5 separate regions of the Homo sapiens genome follow, and all the other regions are linked to region 1. A link is an interaction called in ENCODE POLR2A ChIA-PET data of the cell type or tissue named here. Cell type or tissue: CD4-positive, alpha-beta T cell. All regions are shown on one strand. Region 1 overlaps YY1-DT (YY1 divergent transcript). Region 2 overlaps EVL (Enah/Vasp-like). Region 3 overlaps EVL (Enah/Vasp-like). Region 4 overlaps LOC124903379 (a long non-coding RNA gene). Region 5 overlaps EVL (Enah/Vasp-like).

Region 1 (4,000 bases):
TCCCAGCTGTCTCCTTGCTTTGCCTTCTACCTGGAATGTATTCCTCCCCACACTCTGCCTCTGGACACTTAATCCTTCAACTTCCGCCTGAGATGCCACTTTCCCAGCATTCCAGCCCGACATAAGCCCTCCCTCTTGAGCGACCATATTCCCCTGATCAGCATGGTATGTGTGTTACACATGGCTTTGGGCTTTGAACTGTACTTGTATGTCTCTGTTGAAACCTGCCACTCCTCCTATCAGTCCAGCTAGCTGTGTTGATATGTTACGTGAGCACAAAGAAAGGAATGGGAGATACACACTCATTAGTTAATAATGGTTACCTTAGGCAAGGCAGGGGAGAGAATAAAGAATTAAAGATGAAACTCATCCACTGACCTCCCAGCAAGTGTGTGCAATAAGAGCTCACTATTCAAAGCTATGAGACATGGCCACATGTGGGTCACTGGGAAGCAGATTGAGAAGTGCATCTAGGCTGTTCCAGCTGGTACAGGTCACGTCAGCAACTCAGCTGAGGATTTAGAGACTGCTTTCAGAAGCATGGGATAGCCTTTACAGTGAATCAAACAGAGCTCCTACTTAGGGGACAAAGAGCAAAATCACTCCTCGCACCTCCTCGCATCTGTGTCTTTGACTGCAGCTGCCTATTCACTAGTTCTCATCCTGCCTGTGACCCAGCTCTCCCATCTTGTCTCTCGCAGTCTCTTCCTGTCCTCCTCCTGGTGTGTCAGTTTTTTCTTTTCCCGTCCCTGGTATGTCTGTCTTCCCACCCCCTCCTCCCTTTTAATAGAGGCACTGTGTGTATTTCACACTTGTTCTGTTTATTGGCGATGGCTTTCTATGTTATTAATAGAGCCAGTGGCCAGCAGATGCATTGTGCTTTGGGGCTTTCTTTTCCCCCTTGAAAAATTCCAGCCTAAGTTATTTTTCAGTGAGTAAACAGGCTTTAATTGATTTCTCTCCCTGTGGGTCAGTGATCTATAGAGAAGCACTGCCCCCCGGTCCCCTTGAACCACAGGGCTGGAAAAGGCCAGAGCCTCTGGAGCTCTGCATGGGCCCCCACAGCTGGACCCCTAGCCTGCCCTCGCATCCTGTCTTCCTTCCTTCCTTCCCTCCCCCCATCCACCCACTGTATAAATCAGAGCCCTGGGGGCCAGCCTGCGTCTCCACACCTACTCCACCGACAAGCCAGGTCTCCCCGGTGTTTCTCCTTCTCCCCTCTTGGGTGCTGGGAATGGGATGGGCTAGGCCTCCTCTTTGGCATTTCCTCTGGGTCTGCAGACTGGCAAGGTAAAAACTGTTTCTCAAACTCTCTGGGAACTGGGGTCCTGGAAGAAGACTGGGCTTCTTCAATCAGATGTTCCGTTTGGGAAGGCTGAAGTCAGGTGGATTAATAGTCTTCCCCCTATTTTGTTTTCTGGCAAGTTCATGGAGACGGAGCTCATTCCGTGTCTGCGCCTCGGTTTGTGGGCGCCAGGAGGAAGTTGTTGCAGGAGTGGTCACATTGTTTTCTGAACCCCTGGTCACCCCGCAGCTGCACACTCTTGAACTCAGTAATGCTAGTGGAGGCCCCCTGATCCCACCTTCCTGACTTGGCTCTTTTTGGTGGGTCAGCCATTCCCGGATCCCCAGCCCATTGTTTTCAGCCTATCCCATAAGCTCCTAATTCCCTGTATTAACCCTTGTCAGTTTAAATACTGAGAGTAATTTCCTACACTTCCCACATCAGACCTGCACCCCAAGCCCCACCCCTGGGGCTCCCCTGTGGCCTTCCAGCTTCCGCTCATCACTCACCCCCACAGCCCATGGCATTTTAAAGACAAATCTAATCATGGAATTCCCTTGCTGAGAACCCTTCAAAAGACAGTTTTACTGAAAAGGAAATGCAAACCCCCGACCAAGGCTTAAGGCGTAGCTCCTCCCCTGCCTGCTTCAACTCCTGTCGTATGCCCCTCGCACAGGCCAGATTCCTCAAACACACCACACTCCTCCTTCCTCATTGCCTTAGCACATGTGGTTCCCTCTGCCTGGAATGCTTTTCCCTTGCTCTCCTGTTTCTTTGCTCTGCTAGTTCCTCTTCTCCAGGTCTCAGCTTAAATATCTCCGCTGCAAAGATCCTCTGCTTACCGCGAGCCGGGCAGCTCCACCCTCCCCAATATTCCTTCTCCCTCACCCCATCTGTGTTTTCATAGCAGCGCAGTTTGCAGTTCTGTGCTGGTTTGGGTGCTTGGTTATCTCTCCCTGTTGATTGTGTCGGTTGCTACTTGATTCCACTGCTGCTTACAAAGAGCGGCTCAATCAATGCTCCTGAAGTGAAAGCCTGCCGAGGCAGTGAGGCCACGCCCAGTTAAGAGCAGCCTTTGGGGCTGCGGTTGTTAGCAAAGAGCTAGTATCGCAAGCCTTACACAGAGAGGTGCTCAATATCTGAACTGGATTGAAAGTCACTTCCCCTCTGGGAGCCTCTGTTGTTCCAGTTCCCAAAACTCAAGGGCCCTGGTTGTCCCGAGAGGAGAACCAACTTCCTGCTGTAAATTCAGCCTGTATTTTACACATTGCATATGCTTGGGCTTGGTTTAAACTGTCCAGCCTGCTTTAAACCAAGTTACAAGGGTCAGGTCCTACAAACAACCAAAAGAACTCCTTAGCAGAATGGGGCCTGGGTCATGGATGTAACTCTGTCCTAAGGGCAGATTTATGGGCCTACCTTGGGGGCAAAGTAACAACTCAGCCTTAAATCATAAAAGCTGTGAAAGCAGTAAGGCTGCTTCTGGAGTGGGCGACTTTCTCGGAAGCTCCATGGTGATGGTGAGCCGCTTGGACGAGCTGGAAGAGGTCAGGGCAGATGTGAGGGAGCCAACTTCCTGGGGCACCTACTGGGCAGCAGCCTCGAGTGTCAGCTATCCTGTGTCTGCCTGTATTTTATTATTTATTTATTTATTTATTTTTGAGACGGAGTCTTGCTCTGTCGCCCAGGCTGGAGTGCAGTGGTGCGATCTTGGCTCACTGCAAGCTCTGCTTCCCGGGTTCACACCATTCTCCTGCCTCAGCCTCCTGAGTAGCTGGGACCACAGGTGCCCGCCACCATGCCCAGCTGTTTTGTTTGTTTGTTTGTTTGTTTATATTTTTAGTAGAGACGGGGTTTCACCGTATTAGCCAGGATGGTCTCGATATCCTGACCTCGTGATCCGCCCACCTCAGCCTCCCAAAGTGCTGGGATTACAGGCGTGAGCCACTGCGCCCGGCCTATTTTTTATTTCTCAACAGTCATGGTCTCACTCTGTCTCCCAGGCTGGAGCGCAGTGGCACAATCATGGCTTACTGCAGCCTAGTACTCCTGGGTTCAAGTGATCCTCCCACCTCAGCCTCTTTAGCAGCTGGGACAACAGGTGCACACCACCACCATGCCTGGCTAATTTTTTTTTTTAAATATTTCTGTAGGCCGGGCATGGTGGCTCACGCCTATAATCCCAGCCCTTTGGGAAGCCGAGGTGGCTTGAGGTCAGGAGTTTGAGAGCATCCTGGCCAACATAGCGAAATCCCATCTCTACTAAAAGTACAAAAATTAGCCAGGAGTGGTGGCACATGTCTGTGATTCCAGCTACTCGGGAGGCTGAGGCATGAGAATCACTTGAACCTGGGAGGTGGAGGTTGCAGTCAGCCGAGATCACGCCACCGCACTCCAGCCTGGGCAACAGAGCAAGACTCTTTCTCTAAATAAATAAATAAATAAATAAATAAATAAATACAGATATGCCATGATTGTGCCACTGCTCTCCAGCCTGGGTGACAAGAGTGAGACCGTGATTTGAAAATATACATATACATTTTTTTTTAAGAGGCAGGATCCTGGCCGGACACGGTGGCTCATGCCTGTAATCCCAGCACTTTGGGATGCCGAGGTGGGTGAATCACAAGGTCAGGAGTTTGAGACCAGCCTGGCCAACATGGTGAAACCCTGTCTCTACTAAAAATACAGCAATTAGCTGGGCATGGTCGTGGG
Region 2 (4,000 bases), 140 kb after region 1:
GCTGAGGCACAAGAATTGCTTGAACCCAGGAGATGGAGGTTGCAGTGAGCCAAGATTGCACCACTGCACTCCAGCCTGGACAACAGAGTGAAACTGTCTCGGAAAAAAAAAAAAAAAAAGAGAGAGAGAGAGAATGCATTATTAAAGCATCTAAGCTTCATGACTTATGAAGCAGCTATTTATTACCTCCATTCTCCATTTTTTTAGATGAGAAAAAAGTGGCTCAGAGACTTGCAAAGATGTATACAAGTTCATACACGTATTCAGTGATTACACTGGGGATTTCCAACCACTTCTGTCTGACTCTAGAGCATATGACATAGATAATATTCTTTGCAACATCCAACAAAATGCTTCATTTATGGTATTATGCTAGGGTAGCATCAGATAAGCTATGTAGGCAATGAAGTATTTTGGTGATCTAAAGAAAAATGCAACATAAATCAAAATAAATAGATGGCTGCACCATACTTTGCTGAAGACATTTACGTAGTAAAGCAACCTCATTTGTTCAAAGTATGACAGAGAAGCAGGGGAGAAGCCCCTGAAAGGATAAAATAGTCATTACTAAAATTAATACACTAAAACTCCTGCCACGGTATTCAGGGGAAGTCTCTCGGAGCCCACTGGCTCTTCATAAACCTAATAATCTTTAACATCTTCTCTAGCATATTAGAATTCCCAAATTTAAAAAAGCAATACTCGTTTATTTCTTTTTTTTTTTTAAAGAGGGAATTGTGATTGTGCCACCGCACTCCAGCCTGGGTGACAGTGTAAGACTGTCTCCAGAAAAAAAAGATAGAGTAAACTGTACACAGAACCAGACAGACGTTGGGTCAAATCACAGTTCTATCCCAATGTAAATGAACCATAAATCAAGTGATGGGCTGAATTCTGGCACTTACTGCTTCTGGTACACTCAGTTGCTAACTGTGACAGTCGACAAGTAGGTGTGTGTTCTGGATGCTGTCTCAGGAGCTAGGAGAGATCCTGAGATGCAGCATGGTCTTGGTTAACAAAACATGGGTTTTATTAAATCAGAGGGATCTGAGTTGGTGCCCAGCTCTACCATTTGCTGGAAGGTGACCACAGAGCCCTTGAGATGATTCTGGGGGAGCACTCTGGGAAGGTGCTGTGTGAGGGGCAATGCTTTCTAGAGTCCCTGTGTGGCAGCCATGGAAGCACGCCCTTCAGTTCCCCTGCAGGAGAACCTGCTATGGGAGCAGAGCTGGTGCACAGAGGCCATGCTGCTCCCAGCCGCTGACTGAATGTGGCAGGGGCACCAGTGCCAGCCCATTCCTGCCCAACACAGGACTCTTCTGTGGGGGAAGCCTTGGTTTGGGGACACCCTATCAGCCTGGCCCAAATGTTCTCAGCACTGTGATGTGGTCTGAGATGCTTCTAGTCCATCCTTCCTGGCCTTTCTCCTTTCGCAGACTTTTGACCTGTGTCAGAACCTGGCACAGAGCAGGTGCCTAATAAATGCTCACTAAATAATCTCAGAGCTGAAAAGAACTATAGACACTAATCCACTTTTGTGTCCAATGAAGCTGCCCTCACAAGTCCACACTGAGCTTTGGGTGATGGGAAACTTAACTTACTACTCTCCAAAGCAACCCGTTGGTTGTAAATGGTTTTAATTTAGACAACCCCTCCTTGTTCTGAGTGACATGCCACTCGCTTCTCTCCAGAGTCACACAGGGTGCTCTGCAGAGCCTGTGACAACCCACCGGATAGCTGAAGGAAGAGCGCTTCCTTCCATCAGCCACACGACAAAGCTACCAGTCCCCTCGCCATCCCAGTAACTAATCAGTCTGGGTCCTAAAACTGGGCACAATATTCCAGGCTTAGTCTGACCAGTAGATGGTAGTGAGTCAAAAAACATTAATGAAAGAGAGATGGGTAGAACAGTACCTGCCCTCAGTGAGCTCACAGCTAGTAAGGCAGTCAGATGAGTAATTATAAACCTTATCCAGCCTGGAGGGATGCGGGGGAGGGGGGGACAGGGGAGGCTTTCTTCTTTTAAATTTTTATTTATTTATTTTTTTGAGACGGAGTCTCACTCTGTTGCCCAGGCTGGAGCTCAGTGGCGCGATCTTGGCTCACTGCAACCTCCGCCTCCCAGGTTCAGGCGATTCTTGTGCTTCAGCCTCCCATGAAGCTGGGACTACAGGCACATACCACCACGCCTGGCTAATCTTTTAAATTCTAGCAGAGACAGGGTTTTAAATTTTAGTAGAGACAGGGTTTTACCATGTTGCCCAGGCTGGTCTTGAACTCCCAGCCTCAAGCAATCTGCCCGCCTTGGACTCCCAAAGTGCTGGGATTACAGGCGTGAGCCACTGCGCCAGGCCTGGGGAGGCTTTCTGAAGCAAACGCTGTGTGGGTTTTAAGATGAATTCAGGAAGGGGATGTGGGGTTCTAGGAGGAAGAGACAGGCAGCTGAGCAGAGGCAGGGAGTAAAGAACTGCACGGCACGTAGAGAACCGCTAGCACTAGGTGGGGGTGAAGCATACCTGGGGTATCACACACACCTTTTAGGGGAGTTACAGAGATGGCATAAATAAAGCACTGTGCTTGCCACTAGATGCCTGAAGACCAATAACCATTTTTCTTCTTGTAATTATAGCTACAGGTTCCTTTTTTTTTTTTTTTTTTGCTGTTGTTAATACTTTAGGTTCAAATTAAACTTGTGGTTAACCAAAACCCCTGGTTTCCCCCCACCCTTTGAATAGTATTGGTTTGTCTCTTATTTTATTGCTACTAACAAAACCTAAATGCAAGAAAATACACACATTTATTCTACTTAAGATTTGTTTTGCTAATTTGGGCTTATTATACCTTTGAAATTTTTTGTTTTAATAAAATCTCGATTGCTATCTAACCTCGACATTGCCTCTGAGCAATATATATTGACTTGCCTTCTCGACATCTTCACCTGGATAAATACTCAAACTCTGTATCATACACACCCTCCCTAGGCATCATAAATTTAATTTGTCCAAATCATCTATCCCTTGAGGAAATCTAATTTTGTATTATTATTATTGTTATTGTAGAGACAGGGTTTCGCTATGTTGCCCAGACTGATCTCAAACTCCTGGGCTCAAGTGATCCTCCCATCTTGGTCTCTTTGGTCTCTCGAAGTGCTGGGATTACTGGCATGAGCCACCGTGCCTAGCTATAAGGAAATTTGATAGGCAAATATTTTCTTAAATTATTTATTGAATAAATGAATGAACTTTTTAAAAAACATATACATATGAAATTTCATTTACTAAATGGTTCCCATGAGGTCTTCAAGTCTCACAGGCTTCTTTTATATGATCAAAACAATCTGTTGATTAGTTGGGGAGTGAAATCAGTCAAAACACACTGGTTTGTTCTGCATGGTGTTAAGTTACCAGGTTGGTGGACTTCTTTCCCCCCTGGGATCTAACAGGCATCTCTGAGCTGTAGGTATAACTAGAATTTCTCTCTTGGGGGAAGGCTCTTTTCAAACAAGCAGTCCAATTCCCCTGTCATTTTGGGCCTTCGTACATGTATTTGTGGGGCCCATATAATCTGCACCTGTAATTTCCCTCCGTGTGTCATGCAAGACCTAAACTCTTAAAGCTTCAGACTGCACTTCTATCACTTATAGGAGAAAGACCATGTGACTCTAGGCCTCAGTTTCCTCATCTGTACAAGGTGAGTCTGACCTCAAGAGCTCCCTCAGACAAGCGCTGAGTACTCGCTGAGCTCTGTCCATGAGCCCAGCATGGGGCAGGGCACAGCAGGGAAGATGGGAAAAGCCACAATCTTTGTCCTGTCGCTGCTTCAGCAGTTAATTTTTTTAGATCATACACCAAGCCTGTCCAAGCTGTGGGCCGCATGTGGCCCAGGACAGCTTTGAATGCAGCCCAAATTTGTAAACTTTCTTAAAATATTATGAGATTTTTTTAAAAGCTCATCAGCTATTGTTAATGTTAGTGTATTTTATGTGTGGCCCAAGACAATT
Region 3 (4,000 bases), 120 kb after region 1:
GCGAGACTCCATCCTCCCAAAAAAAGAAAAATGCAAATAAAAATGTTTCCCTTCTCTTGTGTTTACAAAGATTAATGAGAGTACTAATGCCTAGTGCTTATGAATTATGAAGTCTGAGGAGTGGGCAACTGTCTTGTGCTGGACAGCGTGTAAACCAGTATAGTCATGCTAGAAGGCATTTGGCAAGACTTCCCAAAACTTTATTTTCTAATTTTTACTTATTTTTTTGAGACGGAGTTTCACTCTTGTTGCCCAGGCTGGAGCATAATGGTACAATCTCGGCTTACTGCAACCTCTGCCTCCTGGGTTCAAGTGATTCTCCTGTCTCAGCCTCCCGAGTAGCTGGAATTATAGGCATGCGTCACCACACCCAGCTAATTTTCTTTTTTTTGAGACAGAGTTTCGCTCTTGTTGCCCAAAGTGGAGTGCAATGGCACAATCTCAGCTCACCGTAATCCCGCCCCCTGGGTTCAAGCGATTCTCCTGCCTCAGCCTCCCGAGTAACTGGGATTACAGGCACGCACCATCATGCCTAATTTTATATTTTTAGTAGAGATGGGGTTTCCCTATGTTTGTCAGGCTGGTCTTGGAACTCCCGACCTCAGGTGATCTGCCTGCCTTGGCCTCCCCAAGTATTGGGATTACAGGTGTGAGCCACCGCGCCCGGCCTAATTTTGTCTTTTTAGTAGAGACGAGGTTGGCCAGGCTGGTCTCGAACTCTTGACCTCAGGTGATCTGCCCACCTCGGCCTCCCAAAGTGCTGGGATTACAGGCATGAGCCACCATGCCCGGACCCAAAACTTGAAAAGCACATATATTGTTTGACACAGAAACATGCCCAAGGAAAATAACTGGACAAGCATGCGAATATGGACACATGAGATACAAAGTATACATACACATAAAAATAACAAGAATGCCCTCTACCACATGAGGATAATCGTGGAAAATGGGGACAACCAACATGTTTAAAAGTAGATGGTGCTTACATTATGGCACATCTTTGCATGGTCCTCGGCAGAGTACCTTAGCCACATAAATGTTGGAAGGTTCATACTTCCATTTTTTTTTTTTTTTTTTTTTTTTTGAGACAGACTCTTGCTCTGTCACACAGGCTGGAGTGCAGTGGTGCAATCTTGGCTCACTGCAACTGCAATCTCTGCCTCCTGGGCTCAAGCAATCCTCCCACCTCAGCCTCCCAAGTAGTTGAGACTACAGACACATGCCAACAAGCCAAGCTAATCATACACACTGTATGATTTCATTTACATGACGCTCAAAAACAAAAACAAAAGTGGACTTCGTATCTATTCTTAAGTGCAGGGACTGCGGGGAGGGCCTTTTGGTGCTGACTACATTTTCTTTCTCGGTCTGGCACTGGGAACTGCGCACACACGTGTTAACAGTTCATCAAGTTGCATCTGCTTATCTGCGCATGGTATTGTCAGTAGGCTTGGACCTCGGCTGAAGCAAAAGCTTATTCGTCAGTGGGCTGCAGGACCTGCAGTCCATGCAAAGGAGGTCACTACCAGCTGAACCAGAGTGGACAACTAACTGTTCCTCCTCATGAAAGCTTCAAATTGGGGTACTCTCACATTGTATGCATACATCCAAACTAGCTGATGTCTCCCGCCCCCGCCTCAACAAGACACTCATTCAACCCCAGGGAATGTAGGAGGTCGGGTTCTGGATCTTACTATCTGACAACGAGAAGTTGTTTCCTCATAATGCGGCATGGCTTTCTTATCTGAAAATGAGGGCAGGATTAACAGATTTACCTGTGATTCTCTGGTGAATTTAATAAAATAACTAGCAGTTTTTATTTAATTTAAGCACTTGCTCTGAAAGTGTTTTTTTTTTTTTTTTTTGCCCCCAAGGTATCTGCATGTACAAGTAAAATAAAGCTACCTTGGGGGCAAAAAAAAAAAGCACTTTCAGACCAACCACTTAAATTAAATAAAAACTACAAGTATCTGCATGTACAAGTAAAATAAAGCTGGGCCGGGCGCAGTGGCTCACGCCTGTAATCCCAGCACTTTGGAAGGCCAAGGTGGGCGGATCACAAGGTCAGGAGATCAAGACTATCCTGGCCAACATAGTGAAACTCTGTCTCTACTAAAATAAAATTAAAAAAAAAAAAAAAAGCTTAACTCCCACATCCTGGAGGCAGGCGAGGTAAGTTCAGACGGAAATGTTAAATTCACCTCATGGCTCTTGGGTGGAAACAGACAGTTTAGTAAACATTTGCTGGGCACTTACGATGCCTCAGGCCCTGTGCTCATCACTCAACACTGCCATGATTAAGATGCTTCCTTACCATGCTCTCCAAGTACTAAGCAGAAAATCTACAAACTTTGGAGCATTGTCAAGATAGGGAAAGCTGCCAGTACCTGCTCTACGCACGACCCATGGGAAGCATGTTCAAAACATGTTCTTTATTTACTTAAAAAAACCACAAAACTCTCCTACAGTGTGTGTGTGTGTGGGTGTGTGTTTGTATGTAAGACACAGGCTCTCACTATGTTGTCCAGGCTGGACTCGAACTCTTGGACTCAAGTGATTCTTCTACCTCAGCCTCATGAATTGCAGGCATGCACCACAATGCCCAGATCTCCTAACACTTAAACTGGGTCCTAAAGCTCCAATATATCAGGCCCAGTACACACTTTTTCTTTTTTTTTTTTTTTTTTTTGTAGAGACAGGGTCTTGCTATGTTGCCTAGGTTGGTCTTGAACTCCGGACCTCAAGTGATCCTTCTGCCTTGGTCTCTCAAAGTGTTAGGATTATAGGCCTGAGCCACCACGCCTGGCGCCAGTAGATATTTAAATGCCACAGCCCTCCAGGTTCTGAGTACTATGTCTCTTCATTTCCCACCTCAATTCTGATAGCAGTAACAGCAGCAGCAACAATAATGATCGTAATAATACTCACAAATGCTAATAGAGTTGTTACTAGGCCAGGCAACCTGAGAAACATTTTACATTCTAGTTCATTTAAATGTAAAAACAACTCTATATCCCCCGATTTTATAGGTAAGGAAATTGAGGCACAAAAACATTCAGTAACTTGCTCAAGAGTTCCTCTGCTAGCATATGTCAGAACCAGGACTCAAACTGACCAGTGTGACTCCATGCCTGGTTCTTAACTACCAAGTTCTCCCAAGGTAGGCTCTCCAGCCGATGGCAGGACCATAACCCAGTCAATCAAGACACCCATCCTGGGAAAGCCTTGTTTCTCCCTCCAAAGCTACCACTGCAAATGTCCAATAAAAGCCACATGTAATTCTGCTTCTTTGCTTTAACTGTCCTGCTGAGAAACTTTTTGCTAGCCCCTCTCCCAATGTCTACCCTAAGTATCAAGCAAGCCCAAAGTCTTCCAGGTATTTGGGGCCTTTCACTGTGCAAGCCCTGATGCCTTTCCAATTTCATTTCCAATCTCTTTCCTATCTGCACTCCAGGCCCCAGAAATGCTGCATCGCCCTCTTCCCAGCACTACGGGCTCACTCAGGCCCTTCTGCCTTTGCTGCTTTTCCCGCCTGCGATGCCCACTCCTGCCTCTGCCTGTGAACTGCTCACCCAGAACTCCGGCTCAGACGGCACCACCACTGTGGAGGTCTCCCTTGGCGGCTCTGAAGGGCAGTTACTTATGTCCTATTCTGTGGTCCCTAAGTACCTTGCACGTACCTTTATTTAAACACTTACTGCAATACATTCCAGTTAGCTGTTTATGAACCTGTCTACCATGAAAAACTAAATGCCTTGAGGGGAAGGCCGCTGTTCATTTCTTATCTATTTTGCCTACACGGTTTCTTGCCCTCAGTAAGCATTTAATAAACTTTTGTTAAACATATGAATGAATAATTAAATTCAAAAATAAATTCTTGACTGTTTTCTCCCATCTCTCTCAAATGTTTGCTCTGGAATATGGAAACAGGATGGCAAGTTTAAAACAGATCTGGATATGTGGCTTCAGGGACACATCTGTACAAATCTATATCTCA
Region 4 (4,000 bases), 160 kb after region 1:
TCACACAGTCACAGGTTCTAGGGATTACGGCGGGGTGATGGCATTACTCTGCCTACTACCCATCCTTTCACTTTCAGTCGATTTGTATCTTTGTATTTAAAGTATGTCCTATAGGTAGTGTATGACTGAGTCTTGCATTTTCACCCAGTCTGACAATTTCTATCTTTTAATTGGGGTATTTAGTCTATTTACATTTAGTTTATTGATGTAGATGGATACAGGTCTACTACTTTGCTATTTGTTTTCTGTTTGTCTCATCTGTTTCTGGTTCCTCTGTTCTTCGTTTCCTGTATTCTTGTGGGTAAACTAAATACTTTTCAGAATTCCATTTGAATTTCTCTATTGACTTTTTAGCTATACCTCTTTTTTTTTTAGAGGTCTTTCTAGGGATTACAATATACATTCTTAACTTTGTAGGGTACACTTAGAGTTAATATTGTACCACTTCAGTAAAATGTTAAGAACTTCATAATTGCATAATTTCATTCTCCATTCCCATCCTTTATGGTGTAGCTGTCATATGTTACTCAAAATACAATGTTACATATTTTTGTTTTGGACAGTCATATATATATATATACATATATATATATATACACACAGCTGACTCTTGAACAGCACAGGTTTGACCTTCACAGGTCCATTATACTACTATTTCTTTTTTTGAGATGTGGTCTCACTCTGTTGCGTAGGCCGGCGTACAGTGGTATGATTACAGCTCACTGCAGCCTCAACTTCCTGGGCTCAAGCAATCCTCCCATCTCAGCCTCCCAAAGTGCTAGGACTACAGGCATGAGCTACCACCATGCCTGACCCAGGTCCACTTGCACATGGAATTTCTTTTACCTCTGCCACCCCGAGACAGCAAGACCAACCCCTCCTTTTCCTCTTGCTCCTCAGCCTATTCAATGTGAAGATGACAAGGATGAAGAACTTTAAGATAATCCATTTCCAATTAATGACTAGTGAAACTAATGAAAACATATTTTCACCTATGATTTTAATAAAATTTTTTCTCTAGCTTAATTATAAGAATACAGTGTATAATACACATAATATACAAAGTATGTATTAACCAACTGCTTATGTTATTGGTAGGGCTTCCTGTCAACAACAGGCTCTTAATAGCTAAAATTTTGGGGGATGCAAAAGTTTAGGTGGATTTTCAACTGTTCGAGGGGCCAGTACCCTAACCCCGGGATTGTTCAAGTCATGTGCGTGTGTGCGTGTATTGAAGAAATAAAAGTCTTTAGGTTTACTCATATATTTCTCTTTTCTGGTAATCTTTATCCATCCCCGAGCACTTGAATTTCCTGGTATCTTTTTTTTTTTTTTTTTTTTTGCAGCCTGAGGAACTTCCTTTAGCATTTCTTTTTTTTTTTTTTTTTTTTTTTTTTTTGAGACAGGGTCTTGCTCTGTCACCCAAGCTGGGTGATCTCAGCTCACTGCAACCTCTGCCTCCCAGGCTCAAATGATCCTCCTGCCTCAGCCTTCTGAGTAGCTGGGACTAAGGACATGTGCCACCATGTCTGGTGTATTTTTGTATTTTTTGTATTTTGTAATTTTTGTATTTTTTGTAGAGAAGGGTTTCAACATGTTGCCCTGGCTGGTCTCAAACTCCTGGTCTCAAGGGATCCGTCCACCTCAGCCTCCGAAAGGGCTGGGATTACAGGCGTGAGCCACCATGCCTGGCCTCCTTTAGGATTTTCTGTACAACAGGTAAGTTGGCAATACATTCTCTTAGTTTTCTTTTATCTGAAAAACATCTTTGTCTTCAAGCTTCAAAGCACTTTTTGTGAATAGAGAATACTGAGGTTTTTTTTTTTTTTTTGTCTTTCAGCACTTTAAAGGTATTGTTTCATTGTCTTCTGGCCTCCATGGTTTCTGAGAAGTCAGCCATCATTCACATATAATGTATGCAATGGATCCCTTTTCCTTTGGTCATTTTTAATATTTTCTTTTTCTTTCGTTTTCAGCAGTGTGACTTTGATGGGTTTAGGTGTGGTTCTTTTTGCATTCATTTTGCTAGGGTTTCACTGAGATTCTTAGGTATGTAATTTAAGGCTTTTCACCAAATTTGGGAAATTCTGGTCATTATTTCCTCAATTATTTTTCTTCTGCCTCATTCTCTTTCTCCTCTTCCTCTGGCACTCCAATTACACGTATGTAGACCTCCTGATATTATCACAAGGCACTGGTAATTCTTTTTAAAATATTTTCCCATTTTTCAGATTAGATATCTATTGATCTGTCTCCAAGTCCACTACCCTTTCTTCTGGATCTCTGATCCACTTTTAGTCTCATCCAGTAAATTTTTCATTTCATTTCCAGTAGTAGAATTTTCACTGGGCAAGTTTTTTTTTTTTTTTTTTGAGACGGAGTCTCGCTCTGTCGCCCAGGCTGGAGTGCAGTGGCGCGATCTCGGCTCACTGCAAGCTCCGCCTCCCGGGTTCACGCCATTCTCCTGCCTCAGCCTCCCGCGTAGCTGGGACTACAGGCGCCCGCCACCACGCCCGGCTAATTTTTTGTATTTTTTAGTAGAGACGGGGTTTCACTGTGTTAGCCAGGATGGTCTCGATCTCCTGACCTCGTGATCCGCCCGCCTCGGCCTCCCAAAGTGCTGGGATTACAGGCGTGAGCCACCGCGCCCGGCACTGGGCAAGTTTTTTATAATTTCCATTTCTCCTTTGGGATTTCCTGTTTGTTCACTTTATCCACCTTTTACTTAAAGTCTGTGAACATATTTATTATGGGTAATTTGAAGAACTTGCCTGCTCGTTTCAACTTCAGGAGCATTTCAGGGTCTACTGACTGCTTTTTTCCCCTTAAGTATATGTCATATTTTCTGACTCTATATGTCTACTAACTTATGATTGTATGTTAGATACTGTATGATACATTGCAGAAAGTCTGGATTATGCTATCTTTCTTTAAAGATGTGAAGTCTGTTCTGGTAGTCAGGGAAATTACTGGCAGATCCTTTTGGTGCTACCAAGCTTGGTTCAAACCTTTCTTCAGTTCTATTTCCATTTTGAACTTAGCCCTAGGGTATCCCCCTCCTCTGCAACCACCCCCCCATCTGACTCAAGAGCACAGTCCTACTCCTAAAGTGTGACAGTTCTGGGATCTCAACTGAATGCCTGAGGTGTTCTGGGCGGTTTCTTCATTCAGGTTAAGCCGGATCTGCAACATCTCCCAGAACTGAATGACCTCTGGCATCATCATTCAGCTCTCAGCCCTACAGCAGGCGATCTCTGCCAGGCCTCATGAAGAATCTCACTCTGTACATGCACACCCAGCCCTCAGCCAACAATCCAAATAGAATCCTTACACAGAACTCTGCTGTCTTTGCCCTGTCACAGGGCTTCCATTTCTCTAGTTCCTTGCCCTGCAAAGTCCAACTATTTCAGTGGCGTAGAATTCTAATTTCTGCCCACTGAGCTGACTAAAATCACCTTTCCATTTGGGCTCCACCACTCCATGCCAAGACTAGATAGTGACTGCAGGCAGAAAGCCAGGGGCTTCTCATGGTGTTTCTTCTCTCAAGAATCAAAGTCCTATCTTATCTGTCCAATGTCTGAAAATGGCAGGGATTTAATATCTTCTATGAGTCTCAGTACCCTTTGTATATTCAGTTGCTTCACATATTTTACACAGTTTCATAGTTGCTTTTGTCAAGAGAGCAAGTCATTACCATTATTCTGCCATGGCCAGAGGCAGAAGTCAAATATGATTATTAAACTACCAAAGGGTATTCTTTTTCATTTTCTGAAGATGCTAGCCTAAGAGTAAACATCTTTTCTGTGAGAAGTGCCTTTCAGTTTCACCCCTCATTTCCTCTGTCCTTCACACGTTACTACTGTCTTTTATCAGTTTCACTAGGTAGGTAACAGGTAAGAGTGAACCTTTTGGCACTCCAATTACACGTACGTAGATAAAATAGAGTACTATTTTAACTCTATCATCTAGCTTTAATGAAGCACTTGAGAAGAATTATGAA
Region 5 (4,000 bases), 150 kb after region 1:
CGGCACACAGGAGGAGACAGGGGCTTTCTCCTTTGCCAAATTCCAGTCTCTCTCTGAAGCACATCACTTGCTAGTTCAGAAGAGCCCCTGCAGCCATGCAGCTTGGCTCTGGTAACATAGGTGACATCTTCACCTGACTTCACACAATGCTCAAACCACCATCACGAGGTCATTATCACATTTATTCCCACTTCTCATTGTGTGGCTCCCCCAAGTCACACAGGGAGTCAAGTCAGAGACACTGCTGGACAGGACCCTGCCTCCTGCCATCTGGAGGCCTCTCCTTCCAGCTCTCGGAGAACTCTCTCACACTATGAACTCCCCTCTGCCCACAGGCAGCCCCACCCTGTCTCCCCTCAGCCTGCCCCAGCCTCGCCATTCTGCTCTTGCCACAGACTTCTTGCCCTCCTTCTTGCCCTCCTCGCCTCCTGTGTGAAACTTCTCCCTTGGCTGCCATGACACCGCATGGCTTGGCTCTTCTCTGGACTGCCCCTTTTCTGACCACTGTCTTTCCCAAGGTGGAGAGGGGCAGACAGAGAGAGAGTACTTTAGAGAAAGTCTGGCTGGCTGGTGCCCACCAGGAAGCAGTGCTGTGCTGGGAAGCAAGGCTGGGTACAGAGAGTTAAGGCCAGCCCTCACCATGGAGTCAGCGCGGGGAAGTGAGAACACTGTGGACAACAGCTCCAGCTCTGCCCCAGGTCTGGCTCTATTGTTTGCCAGCAACAAGACTTCAGGGAGGTAAGTTTACAGCTCTGTAAAACAAGTAGAATCATCTTTTTGCATTTTCTTTTACCTTTGCTGGAGATCAAATAAGGCTGATGAAATAAACAGGAGAGCAGTTTACTAAACATGATTAGCACCCAGCAGATACTATCTTGAAAAAGGACAATGTTGGCTGGAATGAACAGCAAATCCATATGAGGCAAGACTTAGGGTGGAATCTACATGAAACTGCCTTCCGTGTCCACATGGAGAGCTGTCATTATCACCTACTACTCTTTTAACTTCTAACGAGAAAAACAAGGTGGCAGGTTCCTCACTGTGGCCTGGAGAATTGCCTCAGGCCTCACCAAGTGGGAGCAGGCTGTCGGGTCCTGTCTGTGGAATGGCCCAGATCAACTGTGGAGGTCACTGAGGGCCCGCTCCTGAGCCCTGGCTGTTGGGAAATCAGTTTCCGGGCCCTGATTTGCTCCTGTGCTTTCCTCTAGCCTCTACTCACACTGCTCCCCGACCCCCCGCCCCCACCGCCCCCGGGGGTGACTCCCTGAACCCACTGAAGAGAATGCTAATGCACACCCTCGGGCCCCTGCCGCTCCCCTCAGCTGCTTAGCTTTTCTGCAGAACACTTACCATACTTGCCACTGAACTGAGGGGCAAGTGCCTCCATGAGGCAGGTTGTTTGGTTTGGTTTTTAAAGTAGTGTTCATCTCGGTAGCTCTAGTAACTGGGCCCTAGTGGTTTCTCAACAAATATCTTTGAATAACTGCTGGCTTTTATGTTTGCTGAGTTTTGCCAGGTATTGTATTTCTCAGCCTCCACGGATTTTTGTGGTGGGGGTGGCATGACTTACTTGAGATCTGGCCACCTCTGCTTTCTCTTTCTTTCTTCCTGCATTTATTTGAAAAATAAAACAAGGGCCGGGCACAGTGGCTCACACCTGTAATCCCAGCACTTTGGGAGGCCAAGGTGGGAGGACAGCTTGAGCCCAGGAGTTCGAGACCAGCCTGGGCAACACAGATCCTGTCTCTACACAAAATAAAAAAGTGTTAGCCACGCATGGTGGTGGGTGCCTGTAGCCCCAGCTGCTCAGAAGCCTGAGGTGGAAGGATCCCTTGAGCTGAGGAGGTTAAGGTTGCAGTGAACCGTGTTTGCACCACTGCACTCCATCCTGGGTGACAGAGCAAGACCCTGTCTCCCCAAAAAAAAAAAAAAAAGAAAAAGGAAAAAGTGCTGTACGTGCAAAGTGTCACAAGAGGAGGGCATTTAGTTCTGCCCAGGGGACCCAAGGGATGTTGTCATGAAGGGGAAGCAAGACTTTTCAAGAGGAAACAAAGAACCATTTCAAGCAGAGGGAAGAGTGTCAGCAAAGGCAGAGTGGTGGGTGGGGGGACCTCAGTCATCACCCTGGGGCCTCATCACTTCTCAACACCTACCCAGGTGAATGAGGAAGCACACCCACGTTGCCATGTCCCAATTCAGTGACCGAGAAACAGAGACGCTTGAAATCACAGCCGCATCAGAACTGAAAAACATTCTGCAGTGATTTTCTTAGGAAACACGCCTGGAGAGGGAAGTAACCTGCCCAACGCCCATGGCTGATCCGCGGCAGAGCCTGGACTAGACAGCAACCTGACGCTCCGCCGTGCAGTAAGGCTCTTCTGCTCCACCTGGCGACGCAGCAAAACCCAGCTCCAACTTTTACTTCCTGCTTTGAAGCTGTTTTTCACTCCAACTTTTTAATCTGAAAAATTTCAAACCTACAGGAACATGTAAGGGACACTCTTTTACCTTTCACTAAACCTGCCCATGGTTAACATTTGCCACATGTGAGTTATCTCTGTCTTTCCCCTGAGCCATTTGAAAGTCAGCTGCAGATACCATGATACTTCAGTCCTAGGGACCTGAGCATACATTTCTTTAATATAAGGATATTCTAATATATAACTTAAATACCATTGTTACAACAAAGAAAATCAACACTTTACTAAAAATCTAATACAGAGTCCATACTAAAACTTACCCATGTAATCCCAGCACTTTGGGAGGCCAAAGCAGGTGGATCACCTGAGATCAGGAGTTCGAGATCAGCCTGGCCAACATAGTGAAACCCCATCTCTACTAAAAATACAAAAATTAGCCAGGTGTAGTGGCGCATGCCTGTAGTCCCAGCTACTCGGGAGGCTGAGGCAGGAGAACTGCTTGAACCCAGGAGGCACAGGGAGGTGTAGGATGCACTGAGCGGAGATAGCTCCAATGCACTCCAGCCTGAGCGACAGAGGGAGACTCCGATGCAACAACAACAAAAAAGTTACCCAATTTTTACAAAATGTTTCTGATTTTTTGGGATGTAGGATCTGCTCATGGATTACATTTGATCGAGCCGTCTGCTTACTCCCTTTCAAGCTAAGCTAGGATGTGAAACTATTTAAAAATTTTTCATTGATAAAGATGTTGTGTGTGTGAAGAATTCAGGCCAACTGAATGTAGACTGTAGGTTGGTTAAGAGGTGACTGCCAGATCTCCAATGGAAAGCTATATTTTCCCCTTAGTAATTATTAAATCATTTATAGGGTGCCATTTTTTTTTCTTAATGGGCACAGGTGTGAAACAGGTTTCATGCTATGAAGTAGACTTAAAATGTTTATTGTGAAGTACTTCAGGCCTGTGAGAAGTAGGTTCCCACGATCCCACCACACAGTCTAGGAAATCTGACAGCAAGTCATAAAGCTGTTTAGTTCAAGTGACGCCTGCATCCTCCTCCCAGACCCAGAGCCCCTCCTCTCTACCAGGGGGAACCGCCACCTTGCAGGTGGTATTTTCAATTCCATGCTTGCTGTCTGTAGTGCAGCCATACAACTGACTATTTTACACACATAGTTCTCAAACTTTTTTGGTCAAGAGAACCCCTTTACACTCAATTATTGAGGATGCCAAAAAGCTTCTGTTTTATGTAGGTTAAGTCTATCCATATTCACCTTATTTGAAATTAAAACTAATAATTTTTTAAAACACAAGAATATACAAGCAGACATTTCATTAGCTGCCACAGTGATGATGTCAAAACATCACATAGCTCTGGAAAATTCCACCATGAATTCATGAGACAAGAGCTGAAATGGCAAATGATGTCTTAGTAATATTATAAATACAGTTCTGATCTACAGACTCCTAGGAGGGTCAATCTCTGGAGTACATTTTGAGAACTGCTGCATTACAGCAATGAAAGACAATGAATTAGCTCTCTGCATATTAACATGGGAAACCCAAATGGTGACTGAGC

What was found. ChIA-PET counts read pairs that join two places held together with the same protein. Peaks named below come from ENCODE experiments on the same cell type or tissue, not always from the same donor. Only the 100,000 strongest peaks of a DNase experiment are listed, where the experiment ranks them.
Region 2: POLR2A ChIA-PET joins it to region 1 with 6 read pairs; 11 of 35 experiments call an interaction of 5 or more read pairs at or near these places.
Region 3: POLR2A ChIA-PET joins it to region 1 with 5 read pairs; 9 of 35 experiments call an interaction of 5 or more read pairs at or near these places.
Region 4: POLR2A ChIA-PET joins it to region 1 with 9 read pairs; 10 of 35 experiments call an interaction of 5 or more read pairs at or near these places.
Region 5: POLR2A ChIA-PET joins it to region 1 with 5 read pairs; 11 of 35 experiments call an interaction of 5 or more read pairs at or near these places.

What each region holds. Positions count from the first base shown.
Region 1 is chr14:100,220,022-100,224,021 of GRCh38, reverse strand. All of the region lies in intron 1 of YY1-DT (YY1 divergent transcript), which reads left to right. Among named protein-coding and RNA genes, the nearest start is that of YY1-DT, 17 kb to the left of the region's middle. RefSeq lists a silencer at 516-810. In CD4-positive, alpha-beta T cell, no CTCF peak of the experiment used is centred here; DNase peaks (open chromatin) are centred at 1,911 and 2,341; H3K4me3 peaks cover 2,777 bases; H3K27ac peaks cover 3,273 bases.
Region 2 is chr14:100,080,172-100,084,171 of GRCh38, reverse strand. All of the region lies in intron 1 of EVL (Enah/Vasp-like), which reads right to left. Among named protein-coding and RNA genes, the nearest start is that of EVL, 17 kb to the right of the region's middle. In CD4-positive, alpha-beta T cell, no CTCF peak of the experiment used is centred here; DNase peaks (open chromatin) are centred at 271, 1,753 and 2,481; H3K4me3 peaks cover 2,774 bases; H3K27ac peaks cover 2,853 bases.
Region 3 is chr14:100,097,872-100,101,871 of GRCh38, reverse strand. All of the region lies in intron 3 of EVL (Enah/Vasp-like), which reads right to left. Among named protein-coding and RNA genes, the nearest start is that of MIR151B, 9.6 kb to the left of the region's middle. In CD4-positive, alpha-beta T cell, no CTCF peak of the experiment used is centred here; a DNase peak (open chromatin) is centred at 2,221; H3K27ac peaks cover 1,767 bases.
Region 4 is chr14:100,058,803-100,062,802 of GRCh38, reverse strand. All of the region lies in intron 1 of LOC124903379 (a long non-coding RNA gene), which reads left to right. It also overlaps a transcript of EVL not described here. Among named protein-coding and RNA genes, the nearest start is that of EVL, 4.6 kb to the left of the region's middle. In CD4-positive, alpha-beta T cell, no CTCF peak of the experiment used is centred here; DNase peaks (open chromatin) are centred at 16, 1,841 and 3,844; H3K4me3 peaks cover 406 bases; H3K27ac peaks cover 3,155 bases.
Region 5 is chr14:100,071,255-100,075,254 of GRCh38, reverse strand. All of the region lies in intron 1 of EVL (Enah/Vasp-like), which reads right to left. Among named protein-coding and RNA genes, the nearest start is that of EVL, 7.8 kb to the right of the region's middle. RefSeq lists enhancers at 2,120-2,409, 2,420-2,569. In CD4-positive, alpha-beta T cell, CTCF peaks have their summits at 2,185 and 2,384; DNase peaks (open chromatin) are centred at 2,364 and 3,474; H3K4me3 peaks cover 4,000 bases; H3K27ac peaks cover 2,451 bases.